Linked DNA regions of Mus musculus: region 2 is linked to region 1. A link is a loop called in an ENCODE intact Hi-C map of the cell type or tissue named here. Cell type or tissue: heart. All regions are shown on one strand.

Region 1 (8,000 bases):
ACCAGATTAATGTATTAGTTATGGAGACTTTTGTATAGATTCCTTGGGCTCTGTACATTACAGGTTTGCTTCTTCTCTTTCTGGCTATAGACTTTGATTTCTATCTTGCTTTCTACCTGGCACTCTGAGTGCTGCTGGTGAGGACCACGCACTCTAAGCCTTGCTCTGCCTCTTGGGGAAATGGGTGCTCATCCCTGCAGTGGGCTTTCCTGGTGTGCTGAAGGAGGAATGGATTGCCTGAGCCTGCCAGCTTCCGGCGGCTTCTCACAGTAAATGCGTCAGTCCTCAGGACTTTGGTAGGGTGACGGAATGCTGTAAAGAGGAGAATCTGAAGTAGATGCATTCAAATTTAAATTTGAACTCCTTTGCCTTCCCAGGAGGCCTGGGGCAGCTTACTTACAAGTCTCAAAATCCATTTCCTCTTCCACAAAAAGAAGGCGCAGCTCCATTGCTAATGGTTATGCAAGCCTTTGTGGGGCTGCCTGTAGTGGAGGAGAGGTCTTGGTGAAAGACTAGGCAGGTTCTCGAGAATCATTTAGTGTTAGCTGGACAGTGGTGGTGCAGGCTTTTAATCCCAGCTCTTGGGAGGCAGAGGCAAGCGGCTTTCTGAGTTCAAGGCCAGCCTGGTCTACAGAGTTGAGATCCAGGACAGCCAGGGCTACACAGAAAAAAAAAGAAAAGAAAAGAAAAGAAAAGAAAAGAAAAGAAAAGAAAAGAAAAGAAAAGAAAAGAAAAGAAAAGAAAAGAAAAGAAAAGAAAAGAGAGAGAGAATCATTAGTGTTTGCCTTGGGGATCCTTTAAGAACTGATACTTGGAGGTGTTCTGCCTGGGTTTATTTCCAGCCTCAGCAGGTTCCTCCTCCTGATTTGCCCTAGATGACACCGGGTCCTGTTCCAAGGACTGTTGAACTAATGAAATGAATTGATGTATGTTCCATGTTTAACGGGGCCCGACATGTTAGCCTTGGTGACATGTTAGCTGTGAACATTACTGTAACGTTAGGGACACATTCTTATTTGTGGAACACCTTTCTTAAAAATAAAATTGTTTACTTTGCAGATTTTTTAAAAAATGGATTTGACCAACCATGGACTTATTCTACTGCAGCAGTTAAACGCTCAGCGAGAGTTTGGTTTCCTGTGTGACTGCACGGTTGCAATCGGCGATGTGTACTTCAAGGCACACAAATCAGTTCTCGCTTCATTCTCCAATTACTTTAAGATGTTGTTTGTCCATCAGACCAGGTAACTAAAGTGCTTGATAATAACCTAAGGGCTGTCGACCTCCTGATGCTGGGCCCCTCTTCCCACTGTCTGCTTCACTCAGACCGTGGGTCTCTCTGCCTCTCCAGGATCTAGGCACCCACCCCACGCACTTGAGAACCACCTACCTTTACCTGGCCCCACGCAGCCCCTTGCCCTCCAAACTGCCTTCCTGAGTCTCACCCATGATTGGCCAGGAGACCTCAGCGAACCGTCAGTGAGCCCTCCTGCTCCTTCAGGCCCAATCTCCTGGTTCCCCTTTATTTAGTTTCAAATGAGGAGCTGAAAAGTACAAATTTCCTGTTCCCTCTTTCTTTTCTTTTCTTTTCTTTTCTTTCCTTTTTTTTTTTAAGATTTATTTATTTATTTATTATATGTAAATACACTGTAGCTGTCTTCAGACACCCCAGAAGAGGGCATCAAATCTCATCGTGGATGGTTGTGAGCCACCATGTGGTTGCTGGGATTTGAACTCACGACCTTCAGAAGAGTAGTCAGCGCTCTTAACCACTGAGCCATCTCTCCAGCCCCTGTTCCCTCTTTTCTAATGCAAAATTTCTGTCTTTGCTATTTTTTGTTGTTGTTGTTGTTGTTGTTGTTTTGTTTTTATTTCTCCTAACTATTTTAGGGAAAAGAATCTCTAGGTATGTGAGGAAAATAAATCTCCCCTCTTCCTTATCCCTTCCTTCCACCTCTCCATCTTACTCTGCTCTTCACCAGCCTCACCCCTCACCCCACCCCCAGTCCCTGCCCAGTTTGGGGGGAAGACTGCCCTTGACCTGACCAGCAGGGAATGCTGGCTGATTCTCTGTTCTCCTTGAACCTCCAACAGCTCTGCTCATCCCGCACTCTTCCTGTCCACTGCGCTGTGGTTTCCTCTCTTCCACTGCAGTCGCGTTCCAAAGGACTCCTCTCCACCAGAACACTGCCCTCCTGCAGGCCATGCTCCTGTTCTCCTCAGCCCTCACTGTGACCAAATGTCCTTTGTTCTTCCTGGGGCCTCCTGAGCCCCTGCTGTCTTTGCGCATTGTCTGTGGTGTCCAGGTCATCTTCTCCCTTTCCTTGGCTGGTAGAAGCTTGTTAGTTTCAGGTCTAGCCTCCATCTTCCTAGCTACAGAAGCCTGCCCTGGCTGCCTGATGGTCATTTAGACCTGAGTACCCTCACTCTGTTTTTCTCATTGTGCATGAATAACACAATGAGAACTAAAAGGCTCTCTCCAAAAAGACTCTTGGCTTGCCCATTTTCATCTTCGAGTAACCCAGGCTTCAGATCTATTTCAGATCCTATCTCACCGATCCTAGGCCATAGCTCTTCAACACATGTGCCAGTGCCCTGTCGTTGCTTGCTCACTCCCATTCGTAACCATCCATTGCCCACATCACTGTCAGATTAGTGTCCCTAAAGAGTACTTGGAGTGAGGTGAGCCTTTGTCCGTAACTTCCCACAGTGGTGCACTATCCACTGTCCACCCCTGACTTTCTCTGTCCTTGCCCTCATCCTAGTCAAGTGGACAAAATCCTCAAGGATGACTGTCGTGCCTCCTCAGGAGCTCTGCGTTCACCTAAATTGCTCTCTGTGCACTCCCCCTCCGCTCTCTTGAAAATCACCATCTGTAGACTTGCCCCTTCCTGCTTACAGTGAAAAAGCAGAGGGGTTTACAGATCTACACCACCACCACCGAGGATGGCTGAGGCATCAAATGGTAAACATCCGTCAACATACTGTCCCAGAGCACTGGGAATGAGTCCTTGAGAGGTCATATGACATGTGGGAGGGGGACATGGGAGGCTGAGGCAGGAAATTTGTCAGGTCCAGACTAGCCAAGACCCTATCTCAAAAGAAATTCATAATTATATTCGCCAAAAATGTTATATGCTACATCTAATCTCAACCCAGTGAACTAATTGATATTGAAAAAGAAATGCCTTTAATTTGGAAATGTAAAAGACAATGTAATGCATTGGGTGTTTTTGTTTGTTTGGTTGGTTGGTTTTTTTTCTTTTTCCGAGACAGGGTTTCTCTGTGTAGTCCTGACTGTCCTGGAACTCACTCTGTAGACCAGGCTGGCCTAGAACTCAGAAATCCTCCTGCCTCTGCCTCCGGAGTGCTGGGATTACAGGCATGCGCCACCACGCCCGGCAGATTTTTAATTACATGCAAGAAACATTGTCCCTTATTTTACATATAGGGCGGTGAACCAATGTCTTTCTAACAAAGGGATGTGTCTTTCTAGCTGAGAACCCCCGCCAGGTGACCATCCTTGTCCACACCTGTGCAGGATTCAGGTTTATTGTCACCAATAGAGCAGAGAGCAGCATGCTTTTAAGCAGCTCTTCCTGCCTCCTGGCAGAGGCACCCGCCTGATCTATCTCTAGGCAAAATGGAAAGGTGCTGTCCTTCAGTCACCACTAGGTGTCTCTATCTTTTCTCTGTAGAATAAACGCTGAAAATTCACATCTCCTGGTAAGAATAACCTGCCGAGTGTGGTGGCCTGTGCCTTTCTCTAATCTAGAGATCCAAAGGCAGTGGCAGGTGGATCACTGTGAGTTCAAGGCTGGCCTCGTGTACATATTGAGGCCCTGTCTCCTACTTTAAAACTAGAATTGCAGTGAAGGAGAAACTGAGGGTGGGATTTCTGTCTGTGGTTGTGCTAACACTCCCTTTGCCCTTCTCCCACCTGGCAGATGTGTGCACCTCGAAGCTTAGGTGGGACTACTTGTGTGTGTTGTAGAGGAAAAGTGACAGTCAGGCCCCATCATGTTGAGTGGATAGGAAGAAAGAACAGTCCATCCAGCCCCCCCAGGAAAAGGAGCCCAGGATTCCAGTAGCTGAAACAGCACAGAAGAAACTACGTATATGTGTGTGCACATGTGCTGGCTGGGCTACCCCGGGGACTCCCAGCTTCCTGCCCATAGTATTCTGCCAGTGTTGCCAAGCCCAGGAGCCCAGCACTTACTGCAGTGTATGTAGTGATGGCTTCCCAGGTCTGTCCTTGCATCATTAAGAACTATAAACACTTGTTTAAGTTGTAGAGGCTTACTGTCAGTAACAACTTCCAAGCAATCAACAGACTGGGCCATCTGACCACAGTGAGCAACTGCAAAGCCTGCAGAAAGGGGCTCAGCTGGATAGGACCGGGATACAGGAGCTCAGCTGGGCAGGACCGGGAACACTGGAAGAGAGCCCCGGCTGGACTTCCCTTCCCTTGAGGACCACATCTGACTCCTGGAGAAATGCGCATCTCTGGCCTTGGTCTCTGAGTTCCTGGGCCTCTGCCTGATGATGCCAGTGGCACCTCGCATTTTAGTTCCAGTACTGGGAAGCAGGAGGTGTGTCTCTGTGAGTTCCAGGCCAGCCAGATCCATACCTGGAAACCTTGCCTCAGTCAGCGTGAGAGAGAAAAGGCGAAGTAAAGATAGGAACTAACAATCTTTGTCTTTTTTTTTTTTAAGAAACCGCATTAGGCTTGCATTTCCCATACCTGGGTGCTGGGTTTTATGCTTGACTCTGACGTTTTGTAGTTAAGCGTGTGGAGTCTTAAGTCTTCACAGAATACACACTGTGCTGCCCAGCCAGTGATAGAGCTGTCCCACCAGAAGCCTAGAAGTTGATCTTGACATCACATTAGCCTTTTCTCTGTTTTTCTTTTTTCTTTTCCTTTGTCTTGCACTGTAGCTAGGCTGGCCTTGAAGTTCAGACAATCCTCCTGCCTCATCCCTCTGTGTGCTGAGATTATATATCATGCCTAGCTCATCTATTTTTATTTTAGTAAAATAAAATGTTAAATTTAGAAGATGAGGTAGGCCATTAATATTTTAGCATGGTGAGAGACAATTGATTTAAACAGTGAACATAATTGCTAAACCTGCCAAAAATACTTTAATGACAAGAAGTTATATAATGAAAATTATTATAAATTCTAAGGACATTCAAGGGAACTGTTTCCAGAATGCTTAGAACATATGTACTTGGTGGGTGATCTTGTATGCCGCCTCCTCTTCAGAGAGATGTATCTCCTTGGCCTCTGGAGATGTGAGAAGTTCTCTCAGTAGTGATGGTCTGAGGAGGGGCCCCACTTCTTCCTTCACTCTCAGCTCTGAAGCATCCTATAGGGGACGCTGCTTCTGAAGTGACCTTAGTCTAAAAGATAGACAGCTGGCTGAGCCACCACGCCTGCAGGTGCTTTACTGCTTACCAGAGGAGGCTGCTCAGACACAGCATGTGCCCCACAGCTGCTCTGGGGGGCCTCCGTGTGGCTTTGGAATTAAGCAGGCCTAGCCCCACCACTCCCCAACCCGGAAGTGCACCGTGAGCCCTACCGCCTGTAAAGGAAGCATTACGGTGGTTACTGGAAAGGCCGCAAAGCCCACGGCAGGACGCTTGGCGAGGCCTCCCTCAAGGTGCTTTCCAGTGCCACCTTGCAGCCCTGGAAAGGTGGTGGGAAGGTCTCATAACTCAGAGAGGTCCTGCTCATCTGCACTGTTGTGCTACCAACCCCTCCCATGTCACTTCACAGCTTTAAAGGCTTTCCAATCACAGCAGGTCTTTTCCTTACCTTCCTTGTTCTGCTGAGCTCTGAACTGGGTCTGTGACTACGCTCAGTCAGCGTGGTCATTTGGTTTCGAGTGTCTGAGCTGTTCTTCAGGCTTCAGTTGAGTCAGAGGCTGCTGTTTCCTCACGGGTCTCTACTTTCTTTCAGTGAATGCGTCCGCCTGAAGCCCACTGACATACAGCCTGACATATTCAGCTATCTGCTCCACCTGATGTACACAGGGAAGATGGCCCCACAGCTCATCGACCCTGTGAGGCTAGAGCAAGGGATCAAATTCCTGCACGCATACCCCCTCATCCAGGAAGCCAGCCTTGCCAGCCAAGGCAGCTTTTCCCATCCCGAGCAAGTCTTCCCTCTGGCCTCATCCTTGTACGGCATTCAGATTGCAGACCATCAGCTGAGACAAGCCACCAAGATGAATTTAGGGCCTGAGAAACTTGGACGGGAGCCTAGGCCACAGGCATCCAGGATGAACCAGGAGCCTGTACCAGAGACCTCGCAGCTGTCCCAGCTGACTTCAAACCTAGCCCAGGTGAATCGGACAAATATAACTCCCGAAGACCCCCTGCAGACCTCGCTGTCACCTGAACTTGTCTCCACACCTGTGCCTCCCCCTCCTCCTGGGGAGGAGACCAACCTAGAGGCCTCTTCCTCTGACGAGCAGCCATCATCCCTTACGATCGCCCACGTGAAGCCAAGCATCATGAAGAGGAATGGAAGCTTCCCCAAGTACTATGCCTGCCACCTGTGCGGCCGTCGCTTCACGCTGCGCAGCAGCCTGCGGGAGCACCTGCAGATCCACACCGGGGTACCCTTCACTGCGGGCCCGCCAGGGGAAGGCCGTGGGCCCCTGTCTCTCTGCAGCAATGCGGCCGACCTGGGCAAGGATGCTCTGGAAGTACCGGAGGCGGGGATGATCAGCGACAGCGAGCTGCAGCACATCTCCGACTCCCCCATCATCGATGGGCAGCAACAGTCGGAGACCCCACCGCCCTCAGACATTGCAGACATCGACAACTTGGAGCAGGCAGACCAAGAGAGGGAAGTGAAGAGGCGCAAGTATGAGTGCACGATCTGCGGCCGCAAGTTCATCCAGAAAAGCCACTGGCGTGAGCACATGTACATTCACACGGGCAAACCCTTCAAGTGCAGCACCTGTGACAAGAGCTTCTGTAGGGCCAACCAGGCCGCACGCCACGTGTGCCTCAACCAGAGCATTGACACCTACACCATGGTGGACAAGCAGACACTGGAGCTCTGCACGTTCGAGGAAGGCAGCCAGATGGACAATATGCTGGTGCAGGCCAACAAGCCCTACAAGTGCAACCTGTGTGACAAGACGTTCTCCACACCCAATGAGGTGGTCAAACACTCCTGCCAGAACCAGAACTCAGACGTGTTCGCCCTGGACGAGGGGCGGTCAGTCCTGCTTGGCAGTGGGGACTCAGAAGTAACTGAACCTGACCACCCTGTGTTAGCGTCCATCAAAAAGGAACAGGAAACTGTGTTACTAGACTGAATGTTACTTGTGTTTTTAAAAACTGTCATTTTTTACAAAGAATCTTCTCTATTCGGGACAGTTTCTCCATGGCATGATACAAATGGGCCCCAGCTCTTTCCCGCCCCCTTCTCCCAGCCCCATCTCTGTAAGGCTTTGTGCATTATAATCCTGAACTATATTTACTTTAATTCAGGGGATATTGGAAGGATAATGGTCAGTAGTACTTATAAAGAAATAGGTTTTGAGAAGTTTTAGATTATTGTAAAAACCTACTTGGAGTTAATTAAGAGTATATAATAAAACAACTAGAATATAATTTGGTCAGCTAGAATTATGACTGTCCCTGGGTGATAAGTCTTCCTTCTCACAGAAACAAAGTCAGAAAATACAGCTTCTCAGAGATAAAGCGGGCACTGCTATGCAAATCTGGAAGGTGTGGGAGACTTTAAACCCGAGAGAGAGAATGTTTTTAATCTTTGTCCTCTAGGTGTCTGATTTCAGAATGTATCCTTTGAGATTATGTCCGGTTAAGGAAAATCACTAGTTAAGAGAACTACTTTAACAAATGCAAAAGAGTAATAATGTGACGGCAATCTTCATTTTTGGATAAAACCTGACGGGCTATGAATTTGTCTGCGAGCGAACGCATATGGATACTTGCTACAGGCAAGGGGATTGGTGCGC
Region 2 (8,000 bases), 840 kb after region 1:
GAATGAGGCATGAATAGGTCAAATGACATGCCAAAGCCATTAGAAGATAAATGGGACATAAGCAGCCTGAGTCCATGCTGGGTACGTCTGCAGTGTGGACTAGAATTCTTAGCTAAGATCCTGCGGTGTTGAGCCTGCCTGGGTAACAGGGGAAAGCTGGGACAAGGATTTTATGTGCTAGTACAAGAGACATTGCTGCCTGGCTGCCAAGGTTCACACTCAGCTCTGGGAGCTCACCGAAAAGAGATTTTTAAAAAAGCACAGTGCAGGGGCAAGAAGTCTGGCAGCTGTAACAGCAGCAGGATGGGCAGAGCAGTGTGGAGATCAGACAAGGCTTCCAGAGGGAAGAAACTTTGACTCTAGAATTTGAAACCCACCCAAGTTCCCGACCTGGTGCATCTGCAGGTCTCAGAGTACAGGGGAGGGGGAGGGTGGGCCCTGTGAATTCCGCCAATTTTCACCTGCGCTGGACCCAGTGAGCTTCCTCTAACCCTAACACCTCCTCAGTGACCAGGCCTCCAGCTTCTGATAGTGTCGGTACAGAACAATGCTTCAGCTGCCAATGTAATGTACACTTGTACAGGAACAATGTGGCTTCCCTTGAGGAACAGGATCTGTGCCATAGGGTCACAGAACACCGTGTAGCTGATCTGAGGATGGGCCCTCTCTTCTCTTAGTACCTCTACAGCAGAGCTTCTTCACCTTCCTAATGCAGTGACCTTTTAATACACTTCCTCGATCCCCCCAACCATACAGTTATTTTCTTTGCTACTTCATAGCTGTATTTTGGTTACTGTTAGGAATCATAATGTAAATATCTATGTTTTCCGATGGTCTTTCGTTTGATCCCCAAAGGGTCATGACCCACAGTTGAGAACCACTGCTGTGAAGGCTCCTGGGCTACTTAGCTTCTGTACTTTGTCTTTATCCAGTGAGAAAAAGGAGAAGAGTGCCAAGGGAAGCTACAGGAGGAGATACTAGGCGATTCCCCACCGTCCTCCGTTGTTCCTCGTCTCTACAGACCGATCACCAGTTCTAATTCATCTTTTGAGGCTCCCGCTGCCACCTTGCAGACCACATCAGGAATGGTATTATTTATTCTAGAAGACACACCTCCCCAAACAAATATGCTGATGTTAATCCTATGAAGTCAGTCTGTGTTCCTGCTTCTCAAAGTCCCCAATGTTTGTTTGCAGAAGGCAAAGGGGGACAAAGGGGGGCTCTGTAGGAAAGAGGCTGCCCAGGGCATCGAGTGAGCCAGCAGAGCTCACAGGAGCAAACCAAGCTGTCTTGGTTGAGATCAAGTGCTCAGCAGCAACTGTGATGGCAACAATTTAAGGAAAAGCTGGAAGCAAGGCTGGGCTGAACTCTGTCCGTGATCTGATCTCAGATCAAATATGAAGTCAGGGAGACACAGGAACTTACAAGTCCATTTAAATAAAAAAGTCAGCTTCATCTATACACAAACCCCCTTCACTAATTCTACCCCACTCAAGAATATGTCTGTCTGACACTCGCTGAGTGGAATCATGCCTGCACTCATGATGTCTGTGTGCCAATGATAGTTAAGTCCTCCTCTGTTTGCATTATTCCATTGCGTCCACAGGATGAAACATTTTAAATTAAACTCCACTCTCTGAAAAACCAATCAACCAAGCAACCAACCAAACAAACAAGCAAACAGAGACTGAAGGGCTGGCTATGTGTCACTGGCTATTTAGAGGAGCAAGTTAGACCACAGTAAGACCTTAGTCCTAATAGGAACATCCCTTGGGGGCTTGTTAGAGATGCTAACGCCAGGCCAAATCCTAGGCCTAGTGGCTCAAACACCCTGAGGGCAGAGCTCAGCAGTCTAGTTTCCACAAGCCTTCAGGGTGACTCTGGTGCTGGCCAAAGTTTGAGAAAGACTAGACCAGAAGAAAGACACTCAACCATGACTTTACCCCAAATTCAGATTTTCCAGATTGCAGCCCCAACACCACTGAGATAAGCAGAACTTCCTGCCATTACGTGTTAACGGAGACGTTTTCCTACTGCATCTTTCAACCACACATAGTGTCTTACAGATGACAAACCACTGATAAACATCGATTAAGAGTGTTAAGGATGAAAATGGGTTTTCATGGTTTGTACTAAGATGACTCTCTGGTCACCTTAAATCAGGGACCAACAAAGGCTGTGACTGAGAAAGCAAACAGTAGCTTCTCCTGTAGCTTTTCTATGAATGCTTCGAATTCAGAAAGCAGACAATAGGAATCTCAACTCTGTGGGATCTCGCCAGTGCCAGATGTGACATCGTCAGACACTGGAGATTACACAGTGCAATCAAAGGTTACACTTCCCTCTCCAAGCAAACCACACATTCAAATCCATACTGAGTCCGCTCCTTATGTTCCCCATAGGAGAAAGGTGAGATCTCACAGGCTTGATCTGCTTTTTTTTTTTTTTTTTTTTTTTTTTAACCCTTTGGACATCTAAAGTATGCCAGTTCTGGGAGTTCCCAAATACAGACTCTTAGCTATAAGCAGTTCTCAGGAAAGAAGCATGGGAGAAGTCATGGGTCCATTATGACTGTCTTTGCTCCTAGGGAAAGCATTCTGAGACTGGAGGAGTCCCTAGGAATTTCCCTCAGCTGAGCAGTAACCAAGCAGCGCCTCTCAGGTCACAAGCTGGGCCCATGAGAAAAACCATGGCAATTCTCCTTTTGAAACAGATGCTTTTCTATGAAAGAGCTTAGCCTCAGGCAAGATGGCAAAGGAGACAACAGCTGTGCTTGCTGAGTTGTAGCAACAGTTACTGATACTACCAGGTGGCAGATGCTTGTCCTGTGCATTTTCCCTGGTGAGCCTGGCTTCATGGTGGAAAATTACATAACATGCCTATCTTTCTTCCACCCCTACCACTGGCTTCTGAGCCTCATCTCCCACCCATGCATGCTCACAGCATATCACAGCATAGCAAAGGAGGGTTCCTGTATGGTCTCCAGGCTTGGCAGCATCCATGTGCTGTTTGTTTGCTCAAGTGGTAAGGAAGCCCATCAGAGCAGAAGGGGGTGGGGAGTGCCTGGAGCAGTGGTGACAGGAGCAGGAGGAGACCTTGATGTAACAAAAACAGAGGAGCCACATGTCTAAGTGCTTTCTAGAATTGACTTTCATCAATAATAAAACCAATGTTTTGGTTTCAACTCTGTAACTTCTGAGTTGGGTCTGAGTTCCAAGAGAAAGGGACATGGAGTGCCCTGAGGTAGACACACTTACTGTCCTCATGGTGGAGAAGAAATCAAACCTTGAGAGATGAGCAGCATCCTTGAGTGCCTTCATCACAGAACAGCATGCTTACACTGGACAGGATGGTTCAGATAGCATCATCCTGAAGTTCCCAGAGTAGAAACTCCAGACCTCATACTCCAGTGTCTCTTGGAGGGATGTCTTAGGGAAGGACTTTCTGTATTTTGGACAAAATGCTCAGCTTTACAAAATAATCAAACAGGGTTCCCAAATGTTGATTGCTCTTCAATCCTATTAGTATTGTATAATCTCAAGGAAGAACTCATTTTCACGTTTATTAAAGAGGACAAAGAAAACTTCATTCAAAACACAGCTCCAAGCAATGTAGATAAAAAAGATTGGCTTCAGCATCAAATAGAGCAAAGACAGGTAGGGATTAGATACCAAGGGGGGGATGCTGGGGGTCAGTGGATGGAAGGTAACTATGGAAACGGCAAGGGGGGTGGTTCTCCTTTGTCCTGCATAACAGGCTGTCAGTAGAAAATGGGCCAGGGTGATAAGGCATTAAGAACAGGGTATGAGCAATCTGATTAGGTATTGAGACTGGAGAATTTTTTTTTATCAAAACTGACTCAACAGTATTCTTGTCCAAACTGGGCTAAACCAGCTGATGACAGAGCTTGGCCAAGAAGCCTGTATCAAGTTTTTCCAAGGAGAGTTCCATCTAGTTTCTGCTAGTGGATATGTCCGTCAACAAGTGACTTTATTGCCATGGAGACAGTTACTGAGCAGCCCATGCTTGCCTGCATAAGTGAGTTCCCTTGGGTCAAGGGGAACCCTTGAGTGGTAGTTGGGCTGGAACGCTCTTGTTAACACCCTGACCAGCAGGCTGCATTGTGAACCCCAGAAGTAACAGACAATGATGTCATCCATGCAAACGGGTCCTGAAGGAGCAGGGAGAAGTGGGGTCAGAACACCTGGAAAAGACACTCTTAAAAAAATATCAAAGTAGCAGAATAAGTCAGAAGAGGAATATTTCATAAAAATGGTGCTGTTCTAGAAATTCAAAAAACTAAAACATATCATTCAAATATACCATTTATATTATATAATTATAGTATAAAAACATAAAAAAATAAAAGAAACCCTTCCCACCCCTGTGTCAGTTCTCATTGTGTAGAACAACAACAATAACAAAAGTTTGTCCCAATTGCAAGGCACACTTCTCCCAAGCGAGGCTCATTTTTAATACCCTTTCCCCACTGCACCTCTTGAAACAACCCAGGTCCACATTAGTGGTGAGCCAGGACTGATACTGTCTGCCTATAAAGCAAGAGGCTGAGCATGTCCTGTCGTTCCTACTGGAGCAATCATAGTCAGAGATGGCCTGACTGCCCAGCGCAGGCCGCCTGTGAAAATAAATGCATCGGAAGCATTGACATAATCACGGTTTCATTCAAAACAATCACTATTTAATATTAAATAAAGAACTCCACATAAACCTCAGCTTTTTACTGGAGAAATACTGCCATCTACTGGCCACATGTGGAACTACTTGAGTTCTTGGGTGCCAGTTCGCGTTGTTAGAATGGCTTTTACCTGGCTAAAATCTGTCAAGGAGGTGGCATAGGATTAGAACAAGGTGATATTGAATATGGGGATTTAATGAAGACCTTAAATTTAGAAAGAGGATGTGGCAAATCTTACGGGGTCGGGTAGTAACAAGGGCAGTACTACCACAACTCAGCCTGCTGGGTTTTAGTAGAAGGCCAAATGGGGAAGGGGTGACATGGTGGGACCATACTACTCAACTCTCCTGAGGCAGCCCACTGAATTACCAAACAACCTTAGGCTCAGATCTAGACAGTCTTGAGGGGCATCCAATCCTCAGCCATCCCTTAAGGGTGGGCTGAATGAACTGTTGGAACGGCATTCCCCTGCCCAGTCTTGCTTCTGTCTCTCCTGACACCAACAGCTGGCCCTGACCAAGACCTGTGTTCTAACCCTTACCTCAGGGGCTAGAACAGCCCTCTTCCTGTGGAGCTAACACCCACAGGGTAACCACAAAAAGGGGAGCAAAGCAATGCATGCTTTTCAGGGTCTGCAAGTGCAGTCGACCCTCCCCTGCCAAGCCTTCTGCATCTCCACCTTCAACCAACCAGATCTAAGATATCTGGGGAAAATATCACCCATTGTGAATTTGTACAGGCTTTCCCTTGTATAACACAATTATCAGGGTAATTGTTTATATAGGATTTGCATTGAATTGGGGATTCTAAGCAATCTAGAGGTTTTAAAGCATACACAGAGGTGTGTGGGCTGTGTGTAAAAAGAGTGTACCACTTGCATAAGGGGCTTGAGCAATCTTAACTCTTAGTAGCCAAGAGGGAATTTCCTGGAACGTCCCTCACCCCCAGGACCCTGAAGGACAATTGTTCTAGGTGCAGCTTAGGGGAGACCAAGAAGCATTGGTGGGACTTGGCTAGGGTGCTCGGGAACACCACTCTAAGGACAAGATGGTGAGACCGAGAACTAAATGAGAGGAGTATCAAAGAAAGCTACAACCCACACTAGTGGCCTTTGCAAAGCAGCCAGAGTGAGTCTAAGTGCAAGCCCTATTGGAGCTGGGGCCTTCCCTAAAGAAGCTTGCAAGCCCTGTAAAGGAGATGGATTTTATTCTAACTGGGCTGGAGGACTTTAAATCCTACGACACTTAGTCTAATTTAGCTTTTAAAGAAATTGCTCATGATCAGGCATGGTGGTGTAAGACTTTAGTACTGGTACTTGGGAGGCTGAGACAGGTGGATCTCTGAGAGTTCCAGTCCAGCCTTGTCTACACAGTGAGACACTGTTTTTTTTTTTGGGGGGGGGGCAGAGGTAGAAGAAGGACAGGGGAGAGGAATAGGACACACACAAACACACACACACAGACACACACACACACATACACAAGGGAGAGGGCAGAGCATTACTCTTCTTGCTATTGGGAATTAAGAGGGAAGTAAAAGTTCAACTCAGGGCTGGGGCAGTGGCTCAGTAAAGTGTCCGCTGCGGAAGCATGGATTCCCAGGACCCATACAACAAAGCTTGGGACAATAGCACTGATCTGTAACGCTAGAACCATCAAGAGATTACTAATACCTGGTGGCAAGAGGCTGAGTAAGGAACCAGATGCCAATCTCAGGTTTTCTCACACACACACATTCACAGTTACGTGCACACACACTCTTTCATACACATATACTCACAACCCAGACACACAGATTTGCATACACACACACACAAAAAAAGATTTATATTATATACACATAACACACTCTTTCATATACATACACACAGGTTTGTGTATATGCACACACACTCTCATACACTCACACAAACAGACACATACACACTCTTCCATATACATATGCACACACAGACACAGATTTATGTGTATATATGTATCTATATACACACACTCTCATACACACACACACAATAACACATACACACACCCAGACACAGATTTATGTGTATATACATACTCTCTCATACACACACACACAGAGACACACACATATTTATATCTACATACACACTGTCTCTCTCTCTCTCTCACACACACACACACACACACACGCATGCATGCACACAATCTCATACACACGCACACACACTCTCTCTCTCATACACACACTCATACTCTCTCTCTCTCTCACACACACAGACACTCATACACACACTCATACTCTCTCTCTCTCTCCCTCTCTCTCTCTCTCTCTCTCTCACACACACACACACACACACACACACACACACACACACACACGCACGCACGCACGCATGTATGCACACAATCTCATACACACACAGAGATTTATGTGTACACACAGAGAAAGTTCTGTGTTAATTTGGACACCGGCTCCGGTGAAAATAGCACTTGTAAAACCAATCAAAGGTTGTGAATCATTTTTAATGACATCCAAATTCCCCCCACCCCCAAGCTAGAACAGAAGAATGAATGCACAGCATCCTAGAACAATAAGGACTATTTCACGGCACTTAGGAGAGTCAAAATATCTTTGCTTGTGTGTGTAAGATCAGAACTGAAAGCTAATTTCTCCCTGGAGATCTTACTCACAAACATATGAAAGCCACTGGTCTTATTGGTTAGAAAAGATTGACATTTATAGACTGAGTTAAGTAGCCATGGCTAGGGGGAAAAAAAAGCATTAGAGAGCAGAAAAATGAACTGTGGAGTCAATAAGACCAAGGACACACTGAGAACATCTAGGGACAGAGTGGGCTAGTCGCAGGAAAGTGAGCTTAAAGTTGTAGTGTGACTTGGTGGCTAGGAGGGTACTTAGGAGAGTCAAAATGGGAGACTTATTAGAGTCAGTACCTATATGGTTTGGGCTTTGAAACAGCATCAGGCAAAACAGACGAAAAGTCAACCAAAACCTAGATTGTGCCACAAGATGGCAGGAGAGGGCCATGCTTGAACGGGACAGGCAGGCTGGCAGCCTCAATGCCTGGCTGGCACTACCGTGGGTGGCAACGTCTATGGTTCTCTAGGAACTTAAACTGGAAGGACAAGGATGGTATCAGAGCCCTAAGGGCATAGAAACAGGATGGATGGTAGACAAAGCTGAATGAAGCACAGAAGGTTCATGCCAAGGCCTTGTTAACACCAGACTTTCAGAGCCATAGAAAATAGACCTGTGTTGTTTTAAGCCACTCTGGCTGTGTTTATTGTGAAAACAACCTGGGAAATAGATACCCTTCCAGAGA

Evidence for each region. A loop is a pair of places that touch in the nucleus more often than their neighbours do. Peaks named below come from ENCODE experiments on the same cell type or tissue, not always from the same donor. Only the 100,000 strongest peaks of a DNase experiment are listed, where the experiment ranks them.
Region 2: it touches region 1 in a loop (4-fold over the local background); 3 of 42 quality-filtered maps call a loop at or near these places.

Annotation. Positions count from the first base shown.
Region 1 is chr10:4,367,814-4,375,813 of GRCm38, reverse strand. It overlaps Zbtb2 (zinc finger and BTB domain containing 2), which reads left to right. Exons shown (of 3, transcript NM_001033466.3): 2 at 1,060-1,244; 3 at 5,963-8,000. The coding sequence starts at 1,072. The coding sequence ends at 7,334. Among named protein-coding and RNA genes, the nearest start is that of Zbtb2, 16 kb to the left of the region's middle. In heart, a CTCF peak has its summit at 3,666 (motif pointing right); no DNase peak of the experiment used is centred here.
Region 2 is chr10:3,531,311-3,539,310 of GRCm38, reverse strand. The region is part of intron 2 of Gm30033 (a long non-coding RNA gene); the gene reads right to left. Among named protein-coding and RNA genes, the nearest start is that of Iyd, 5.0 kb to the left of the region's middle. In heart, CTCF peaks have their summits at 4,779 (motif pointing left) and 7,692 (motif pointing right); a DNase peak (open chromatin) is centred at 7,690; H3K4me3 peaks cover 219 bases; H3K27ac peaks cover 265 bases; H3K27me3 peaks cover 1,098 bases.